Regions from separate parts of the Homo sapiens genome. Here region 1 is linked to region 2. A link is an interaction called in ENCODE POLR2A ChIA-PET data of the cell type or tissue named here. Cell type or tissue: PC-3. All regions are shown on one strand. Each heading gives the region's core, and the rest is flanking DNA. Links, peaks and the distances in the headings are about the cores only.

Region 1 (5,386 bases), core at 239-5,238, 59 kb after region 2:
GTTGAATTTCATTTGACAGCATTTTATTTAGGATTTGAGTATACCATTCACAAATTATATTAGTCTATGGTTTTCTTTATGCATTTCATCTCTATCAGATTTTGGCATTCATTTTATGCTAGCTTCATGAAAATACTTTGGATACTTTTATTCTTTCTCTGTTTCACAATTGTGAAAATGGTAGAAGAGTTATATTGTTAAAGTTTTAACAGCATGATCCTTGATGTCATTGGAACCTTGCTTGTTTATGCAGGGGTAGGGTGATGGTTATGGTGAAATTTTTCTCTGTTTATTCCAGGGCTATTTGTCATTTCAGACTTTCTCTTTATTTTTGAGTTGATTTTGGCAATTTGATTTTTTAATTGTTTTAGAAAATCATTTTACCCAAAGTTGTATAAAATATTTTTCCAAAGTTTAAAATTAGGACTTGAAAATAATGATCAATTGCCCTCAATCCTATAATCTAACCAGTGTTAATGGTGGTGGGATGTTATTTCATCATCTCTCCATGAATATCTACAGATAGAAGGATATGTGGGTGGATGGATGGGTGATGTGGTTTGGCTCTGTGTCCCCACCCAAATCTCATCTTGTAGCTCCCATAATTCCCACGTGTTGTGGGAGGGACCTGGTGGGAGATGATTGAATCATAGGGGGAGGTCTTTCCTGTGCTGTTCTTGTGATAGTGAATGAATTTCATGAGACCTCATGATTTTAAAAATGGGAGTTTCCCTGCACAAGCTCTCTTGTCTTGTCTGACACCATGTGAAATGTGCCTTTCACCTTCCACCATGATTGTGAGACCTCCCTATCTATGTGGAATTGTAAGTCCAATAAACCTCTTCGTTTTGTAAATTGCCCAGTCTTGGGTGTGTCTTTATCTGTAGCATGAAAACAGACTAATACAATCAGTAGGTAGATAGATGGATAGAAATTATCATTATAAGAAATGATCTTATATGCACTATTTTAATAAAATATTAAATTTAATATAAAATATTAATTTTACTTGAATTTAACAGAATAAAAATAACTTGAAGGAAAACTAAAGGAATTACAGAATTTTAATTCTGAAAAAAGTAATTATTTATTGTTAAAACTATCAGTTCTAAAGGATTCTTCCAAGATTAAGGAAAGGGGATTTAGAAAATGACTAAAAAGTTGAAGAAGTTTTTTTAACCAAATGGTACAGGTTTAGGTAGTAAAGACGAATTCTGAGATATGAGTGGTGAGATAATTAGTATTACATCTCTTCCCACCTCCCATCTCCCTGCCTTCCAATTTTTGTTGATTATATTATTTTTTCTTTGTCAGGGTTTATTACTTTTCCATTTTGATCTGTAGCCAAAATCCCCTTAGAATTTCAGTCTAAATCCTATATTTACATGAATTCGCTCTTCATCCATGGTTGTTTTTCACCTCAGTTTCTGTATTCTTTGTTTTTTTTCTTGTGATTCATTCTTGATTGGCTGAATTTTATTGTTAAGGAGCTACTTTCAAGAGGGACTTAAAGGAGTCTTATACCCTCAACTTTTTCATTTTGGAATTGTCTATCTGTTGCCTTTATATTGGGAAAGAAATTCACCGCATACAAGATTTTGCAACCCACTTTTTTCTCTTGAGACATTGTAAAATTTATTACAATGGCTGCATAATATTTCATGGAATGGATCTTACTTATGTAATATTCTTGTCAAACATATACAATTTGAATTTAACCATAAGATAATAGGAGGCAAACTAAAACTGAGGGACATCCTATAAACAACTAGCCTGTACTTTTTGAAAAATCTAAAAAGACATGATAACCCAATGCATTATGTTATTCTGGATTAGATTCAGGACTGGAAAAAATTGTCTATAAATGCTTATTACCTGGATGATGGGATCTATACTTTAAATCTCAGCATCATGCAATATACTTATGGAACAAACTTGCACATGCACCCTTTATTTCTAAAATCAAAGTTGAAAGAAATAATTTTTGCTGAATACCGAGGCTTAAACCAAAACAGAACATATTTCAGTTTGTTTTTCATTTTTTGTATTAAAATACTTATGAACATCAAAACATGCTAAAACTATTGGGTAAAAATTTGATGAGAAACAGTATGTATGCAAAATCTCAAAGTATCTCCCCACAAATTATAAAAGGAGAGCTTTTACAGTGAGGAAAGCTGGCAGACAGTACTTTAACCAAGGAATCAACATTAACATCAGTCATAACAGAACATTATTATCCTTCTGATGTAAGGCACTGAGAAGGACATAATATCACTTACATAATATTTTATTTTGAGACAAGGTCTAGCTTTGTTGCCTAGGCTGAAGTGCAGTGGTGCGATCATGGCTCACTGTAGCCTCAACCTCCCGGGCTCAGAAGAACCACCCACCTTAGCCTCCTGAGAATCTGGGACTACAGACACACACCACCATCTTGGCTCATCTTTGGGGGAGTTTTTTGTAGACATGGGGTTTCGCTACGTTGCCCAGGCTGGTCTCCAACTCCTGAGTTCAAACAATCCACCTGCCTTGGCCTCCCAAAATGCTGGGATTACAGGCATGAGCTGTGGTACCCAGCTAGGATCAGAAATATTTAGACTATCGCTCTAGTCCTCTGCCTTAGCTATTGTATGACTTAATCTGAACTACTAGCTTTAAAGTCCACGAGTTCAAATTCTTGGGAGAAATAGTTGAATTGGTCACTGTCCAACCAATGGATTGGTTTTCCCTGATTCAGATGCCTGTAGAGGTTATGTATTACAATTATGGCTGCAGGAGACTATCTTTATAAGGGGAAATTCTCAGAAAACAAATATGTGGGGTTGGCAGGCATCCTAAATAATGTGTAGTAAGGTTTTTGCAATGTTGTCTTTCAGCCTAAGAACAATGTAGGTCTCTTCATTTATTCAAATCTTTTCTTAAGGCCTTTCATAGAGTTTTTAGTGAAACATTGTCTCTAAATATATATTTAGATATCTTATGCTTTTTGTTATTTTGGTTATTTTGAATAAAATCTTTTTTCCTAGTATATGTATCTGCATGATTGAATGGTTCTTATTTCTTTATATACAGCAATTAGTTTTCATATTTAATTTTAACCAACTACCTATTTATTTATTTATTTTAAATAAATAAATTTTGAGCTATTTTAAATAGCTCAAAGGCTTGCAGGCAGGCTGTTTATTTTTAATTTTTAATTTTTTTTTTTTTTTTTTTTAGTATTTATTGATCATTCTTGGGTGTTTCTCACAGAGGGGGATTTGGCAGGGTCATAGGACAATAGTGGAGGGAAGGTCAGCAGATAAACATGTGAACAAGGGTCTCTGGTTTTCCTAGGCAGAGGACCCTGCCGCCTTCCGCAGTGTTTGTGTCCCTGGGTACTTGAGATTAGGGAGTGGTGATGACTCTTAACGAGCGTGCTGCCTTCAAGCATCTGTTTAACAAAGCACATCTTGCACCGCCCTTAATCCATTTAACCCTGAGTTGACACAGCACATGTTTCAGAGAGCACGGGGTTGGGGGTAAGGTTATAGATTAACAGCATCCCAAGGCAGAAGAATTTTTCTTAGTACAGAACAAAATGGAGTCTCCTACGTCTACTTCTTTCTACACAGACACCGTAACATCTGATTTCTCTTTCTTTTCCCCACATTTCCCCCTTTTTCTGTTCGACAAAACCACCATCGTCATCATGGCCCGTTCTCAATGAGCTGTTGGGTACACCTCCCAGACGGGGTGGCGGCTGGGCAGAGGGGCTCCTCACTTCCCAGACGGGGCGGCTAGGCAGAGGCGCCCCCCATCTCCCGGACGGGGCAGCTGCCGGGCAGGGGCTGCCCCCTACCTCCCTCCCGGACGGGGCGGCTGGCCGGGCAGGGGCTGCCCCCCATCTCCTGGACAGGGCGGCTGCCGGGCAGAGACGCTCCTCACTTCCCGGACGGGGTGGCTGCTGGGCGGAGGGGCTCCTCACTTCCCAGATGAAGCGGCTGCCGGGCGGAGGGGCTCCTCACTTCTCAGACGGGGCGGCCGGGCAGAGACGCTCCTCACCTCCCAGACGGGGTGGTGGTCGGGCAGAGACACTCCTCAGTTCCCAGACGGAGTCGCGGCCAGGCAGAGGCGCGCCTCACATCCCAGACGGGGCGGCGGGGCAGAGGCGCTCCCCACATCTCAGACGACGGGCGGCCAGGCAGAGACGCTCCTCACTTCCCAGACGGGATGGCGGCTGGGAAGAGGCGCTCCTCACTTCCCAGACTGGGCGGCTGGGCAGAGGGGCTCCTCACATCCCAGACGATGGGCGGCCGGGCAGAGACGATCCTCACTTCCCAGACGGGGAGGCAGCCGGGAAGAGGCGCTCCTCACTTCCCAGACTGGGCGGCGGGGCAGAGGGGCTCCTCACATCCCAGACGATGGTTGGCCAGGCAGAGACGCTCCTCACTTCCCAGACGGGATCGCGGCCGGGAAGAGGCGCTCCTCATTTCCCAGACTGGGCGGTGGGGCAGAGGGGCTCCTCACATCCCAGACGATGGGCGGCCAGGCAGAGATGCTCCTCACTTCCCAGACGGGGTGGCGGCCGGGCAGAGGCTGCAATCTCGGCACTTTGGGAGGCCAAGGCAGGCGGCTGGGAGGTGGAGGTTGTAGTGAGCCGAGATCACGCCACTGCACTCCAGCCTGGGCAACATTGAGCACTGAGTTAGTGAGACTTCGTCTGCAATCCCGGCACCTCGGGAGGCCGAGGCGGGCAGATCACTCGCGGTCAGGAGCTGGAGACCAGTCCGGCCAACACGGGAAACCCCGTCTCCACCAAAAAATACAAAAACCAGTCAGGCGTGGCGGCGCGTGCCTGCAATCTCAGGCACTCGGCAGGCTGAGGCAGGAGAATCAGGCAGGGAGTTTGCAGTGAGCCGAGATGGCGGCAGCACAGTCCAGCCTCGGCTGGGCATCAGAGGGAGACCGTGGAGGGGGAGGGGGAGGGAGAGGGAGAGGGAGAGGGAGAGGGAGAGGATTTTTAATTTTTTTGTTTTTGAGATGGAGACTCACTCTGTCACCCTGGCTGGAGTGCAGTGGTGTGATCTCGGCTCACTGCAACCTTTGCCTCCTGGGTTCAAGGGATTCTCCTGCCTCAGCCTCCTGAGTAGCTGGGACTACAGGCACATGCCACCATGTCTGGCTAATTTTTTTGTATTCTTAGTAGAGACAGGGTTTCACTATGTTGATCAGGCTGGTCTTGAACTCCTGACCTCAAATGATTCACCTCCCTTGGCCTCCCAAAGTGCTGGGATTACACACGTGAGCCACTATGCCAGGCCAGCTTATTTTTAAGTTTTTAATTTTTATATATTTAGGAGTACAAGGACAGACTTCTTACATGCATATATGGCATACTGAT
Region 2 (5,386 bases), core at 100-5,099:
GAAGAATTAATACTGTTAAAATGTCTATTCTACCCAAGTGATTTACAGATACAATGCAATCCCTGTGAAAATCCCAATGGCATTTTTTACAGAAGTAGGAAGTTCATATGGAGCTACAAAAAACGTTAATAGCCAAAGTAATTTTTTTTTTTTTCTGAGATGGAGTCTTGCTCTGTTGCCTAGGCTGGAGTGCAATGGTGCGATCTTGATTCACTATAACCTCCGCCTCCTGGGTTCTAGCTTTTCTCCTGCCTCAGCCTCCTGAGTAGCTGGGATTACAGGTGTGCACCACCACGCCCAGATAATTTTTGTATTTTTAGTAGAAACGGGTTTCACCATGTTGGCCAGGTTGGTCTTGAACTCCTGACCTCAGGTGATCTACCTGCCTCAGCCTCCCAAAGTGCTGGGATTACAGGCGTGAGCCACTATGCCCAGCCCCAAAGTAATCTTGAGCAAGAAAAATAAAGCTGGATGCATCACACTTCCTGATTTCAAAGTACATGACAAAGTTACAGCAGTAAAAACAGTATGGCACTGATATAAAAACAGACATGTGGACCAATAGAAGAGAATAGAGAGCCCAGAAATGACACATTTTTGGTTAGCTGACCCTCAACAAAAATGCTAAGGACACCTAGTGGGGAGTAGATAGTCTTATCAATAAATGCTGCTGAGAAAATTGGATATCCACATGCAAATGAACGAAATTAGACCCTGATCTCACACCATAAAGAAAAATCAATTCAAATGGATTAAAGACTTACACATAAGACCTGAAACTGTAAACTCAGAAGAAACAAGGAAAAAGCTTCTTGACATTGGTCTGGGCAGTGATTTTTTTGGATGTGACACCAAAAGCACAGGCAACAAAAACAAAATGGACAAGTGGGAGTACATCAAACTAAAAAGCTTCTGCCCAGCAAAAAACAGTCAACAAAATGAAGAAGCGGCATACTGAATGGGAAAACATTTGCAAACCGTGTATCTGATAAGGAGTTAATATCCAAAGTATATAAGGCATGCAGTAGCAAAAAACAACCCAATTGAAAGATGGGCTAGGGGCCTAAATAGACATTTCTCCTAAGAAGACATACAAATGGCCAACCGGTATATGATAAGATACCCAGCATCAGTAATCATCAGGTAAATGCCAGTCACTCCCCAATGAGATAGCACCCCACACTGGTTAGAATGGCTATTATCAAAATACAAAAGATAGTAAATGTTGGCAAGGATGTGGAGAAAAGGAACTTGTCCACTATTGGTGGGAATGTAAATTGGTACAGCCATTATGGAAAACAGTATGGAAGTTTCTGCTCAAAAAATTAAAAATAAAGCTACCGCATGATCCAGCAATCCCACTTCCAGATATATATCCAAAAGAAAATTGCTATCCTGATGAGTTATCTGTGCTTCCATGTTCATTGCAGCATTATTCACAGTAGCAAAGTTATGGAAACAAGTTATATGTCTATTGATGAATGGATAAAGAAAATGTGGGGGGTATGTGTGTGTATATGAATACTACTCAGTCTTAAAATGGAAATCCTGCCTTTTGCAACAACATGAGCGAACCTGGAGGACATTTTGCTAAGTGAAATAAGCAAGACAGAAAGACAAATGCTACATTATCTCACTTATATGTGGAATCTAAAATAGTCGAGCTCATAGAAGCACAGAGTAGATTGGTGGTTGTCAGGGGCTGGAAAGTGGGAGAAACGGGAGATGTCGGTCATTGGTACAAAGTGTCAGTTATGCAGGATAGATAAATTCTGAAGACCCAATGTACAGCACGACTATATCGTATGTTACAAATTTGCTAAGAAGGTAGATCTTGTTTGCGCACCACCTCCCCTCCAAAAAAAAGGTAACTGAGAGGTGCTGGATATGCTAAAAGAAAAACAAAATGATATGTATATTTCAGTGTTCATAAATATTTATTAAAACAGCCACACTAATTTGTGTATTGTCTATGGCTGCTTTCATATTGCAACAGCAGAGCTGAGGAGTTGCAGCTGAGGCTGTATATGTATACATAGTGTTTGACTCTTTACAGAAAAAGTTTACCGACTCCTGGTATAGGTGATACTTACATCATTTTCAGCTTTGGAAGGGCAGTGTGATGGAAAATTTTCAAACTTTTTTTGAGTCTACCTTTTGATGTTTTTTGTCAATTTTTAAAAAATTCTGTAAAAATTCTGCATGTCATCTTTTTAGCAACTGATCCTGCCCCAGTCTAGTGCTCATCTTTCCTTTTGGGGCTCCAATTATATGTATGTTATACCTTTTCACTGTAACCCTTATGTCTGTAGTGGAAAAGTCACCTAAAATTTCACATTACTCTAAGTTTACTTCACTATTTTGTTCTCAGATACCTTCAAACATATTTTAAAAACAAACAAAAAACTTTTCTAGCTTTTCTAATCGTTCTCCGTTGGAGGTTTGGTACAAATTGCATAATCCACTATTAATGAAAACAGAGTCCATTTCCAAAAATTTAGTCAACTATTCTCTCCATAGTATGAATTACTTTTTCATTTAAAGTTAAAATGTTACTTATCTTGAAGGGTCAGATTAGCTGTGTTTATTATTTTTAAAACATTGCCAGATAGTTTTGTGTTGACAGCCACTTGTCCCAGAAAAATTCAGCAAATCTGAAACATTTGTTATTTTTAAAAGGAGAATATTTAACTCATTAAATTTGACAGCTCTTAAGGACTTTGCCAAGATAGCCAGAATAATAGTGCATGGAATATCTTCATGGTTAATATCATTTTGCTATAAATCATTGATAGTAAAGATTCTCCTATTTAAACTAGTATAAGCTGCAAATTCACATTCATGGGCACACACAAACTGCAGTGTTACAATACTGTAAAAGCTAATGAACAAACGGGAAACAAACAGTCAAACTCTGATGTAAAGAACTTCCACCTTTCCATTCTACCACTGTGCATTTTGACAGATCTAGTGAGGGTGCCATTGTCAAACTATTCATTAAATATCTTTGAAGCTCATTTCCTTCCTTCCTCTGATAAATTGTAAACTAAAGTTCTAAAATGTAAGTTCTTAAATCTCGGGGCACTATCTCAAGCACCCTATATATGCTTCCAGTCCATTCTTAATCCCTTACAGGGATTATTCTATACAAGGGCATAATCTTTTAAAAATAAAATGATCATGTCTTCCTTAAAAAAACTGTAAGGCTTCATATTGCATTTAGAATAAAACCCACAATTCTTATTCCGATGTTTTATTTGGTTAATACATATAAACAGAATGTAAGCTCCTTAAGAGCAGGGACTTTGTCCTTTCCCAGTACGTAATCAGCATCTGGAGCAGTACCTCACAAGGAGATGACATGAGTAAATGTCTCATGAATAAACATTATATGAATAAAAAGGAATTAAATACCTAGAGTTTCATATTTGTGGTACTAGAAGATTAAAACTCTATTAAAGGGTAAACTGATTTGCCTTTTTAGGTTGCTCTTCACAAAATTGTCACATAATAAAATTTTGGGAATGTTTTTATTGAAAGCTCTAAGGCTTCTTAGCTGTCATTACTATAAACTGCAACATTATTGGTGTGTTAATGTTTTTACTTGTCCCTCCTGTATGTCTTTGCTTTGACTAATAAGAACATATATAGTGACCACATTATAAAAAGCTGACTGCAAAGGAGTTGGCTTTGACACATTGGTCATTGTTTGCCTTCGTCACATTCACAGTCCTTACGCAAGTATCTATCCGGATGATTGATCTCAACTTGGCTGCCTCAGTGGTAATAGGTCCTAAAAGAAGGCACCTATTCCTAATGTCTCATAGTTTGTCTCTGTTGTCAACTGCTGCTTCCATAGTTGACATTGAATACTTAACTTCAGGCTAACTTTTGGTAGTATATCTTTGCTTCAATTGTAAACATTTGGCAAGAACTTTTTGAAAACAAATGCTACTTTGTTTCTAAAATTTGAGATGTTAACTTTTTCAGGAAGCTCATAAAATGGTGAGAGAAGCAAATATCAAGCAGGCAACAGCAGAAAAACAGCTAAAAGAAGCACAAGGAAAAGTGAGTTTTTGCAGCTCTTAATAGTATAAAATAAATTTGTGATAACTGTTTTAAAGATACCTTAACATCTGTTGGATTTTGTTCTGATCGTAAAGTAGTGCTTGTTTTCAATTTGGAAACTACAGAAAAATAGAAGAAAATAGCTACTATGTAGGTATAATTAATAGTAAACATTTCGTGTCCATTTATATGAGAACCAAATGATTTAAAACCTTGTAAATCACATGAATTATCCAAAGGATTATAGAATCACATTTTAATGTTAATACTTAGTTTTTAAATTCACTGAGAAAAGCCACCTAAATGTTATTAGATTTTACTGTTTTAGGAGTGAACTTCTACAACTAATCATAAGCTATTATATTTTGAGGATTTTGAAAATTCACATAAATGTTAGATATTTTGGTAATTTTCACAGGCTCATTTGACGTTGTTAATAATAGATGAATCCAAACCATATGGAAACATCAAAAAACTTGATTTTAGTTTCTTTTTATTACTCCACAGGAAATACAAATTAAACTTACTTTTCATCTTTGAAAGTGTTTTGACCAGATTGCTAATATTTAGCTGCATATGTCATGAAACGTATTTAATGTATGTGACTATGTTGATTTCTTTCCAAGATTGATGTACTTCAAGCTGAAGTAGCTGCATTGAAGACACTTGTATTGTCCAGTTCTCCAACATCACCTACGCAGGAGCCTTTGCCAGGTGGAAAGACACCTTTTAAAAAGGGGCATACAAGAAATAAAAGCACAAGCAGTGCTATGAGTGGCAGTCATCAGGACCTCAGTGTGATACAGCCAATTGTAAAAGACTGCAAAGAGGTAACTCATCAAGGACTGTCCCCTCTGACTCTGTTGATACTTGTTAGTTCTCATCACTGAGGTGTCAGTTATCATTTTTGCCAGCAAAATTTTTAGTACAAAATAATGCAGTATTAAGATGGGGGAGGCTTTATCTAGAGCTGGCTGCTTTCAGGGATTCTTCAGTTCCATTTTCTACCTGGCTGACCTTGGAGTACCTGCTGGAAACTTGGTAAGTTTCTTAATCTCAGTATTTCATTAAGGGAGGAAACTGTCATGTGTTGTCTAGAGGAGAGTGGGTGGCTTTAATGATCTGGCTAGTCAAAATTTATTGCTAGAGTGCGCTTACAAAGTATGGATATAAGAAATATGTGAAAATAAGATGATTTTCTTAAAGATCAATACATTGCTTTTATTTAAATTCAGAGAGAATTTTATGTCAGCAAGGGAGTCCTAGAGTTAATTTAGATAATTAAGCAACAAAAAAATAGAAATAATGGTAGCCTTAC

The links. Peaks named below come from ENCODE experiments on the same cell type or tissue, not always from the same donor. Only the 100,000 strongest peaks of a DNase experiment are listed, where the experiment ranks them.
Region 1: POLR2A ChIA-PET joins it to region 2 with 5 read pairs; 2 of 35 experiments call an interaction of 5 or more read pairs at or near these places.

What each region holds. Positions count from the first base shown.
Region 1 is chr12:69,849,380-69,854,765 of GRCh38, forward strand. All of the region lies in intron 1 of MYRFL (myelin regulatory factor like), which reads left to right. Among named protein-coding and RNA genes, the nearest start is that of MYRFL, 27 kb to the left of the region's middle. In PC-3, for the core only: no CTCF peak of the experiment used is centred there; a DNase peak (open chromatin) is centred at 2,782.
Region 2 is chr12:69,790,447-69,795,832 of GRCh38, forward strand. It overlaps RAB3IP (RAB3A interacting protein), which reads left to right. Exons shown (of 11, transcript NM_022456.5): 5 at 3,991-4,068; 6 at 4,695-4,898. Among named protein-coding and RNA genes, the nearest start is that of MYRFL, 32 kb to the right of the region's middle. In PC-3, for the core only: no CTCF peak of the experiment used is centred there; no DNase peak of the experiment used is centred there.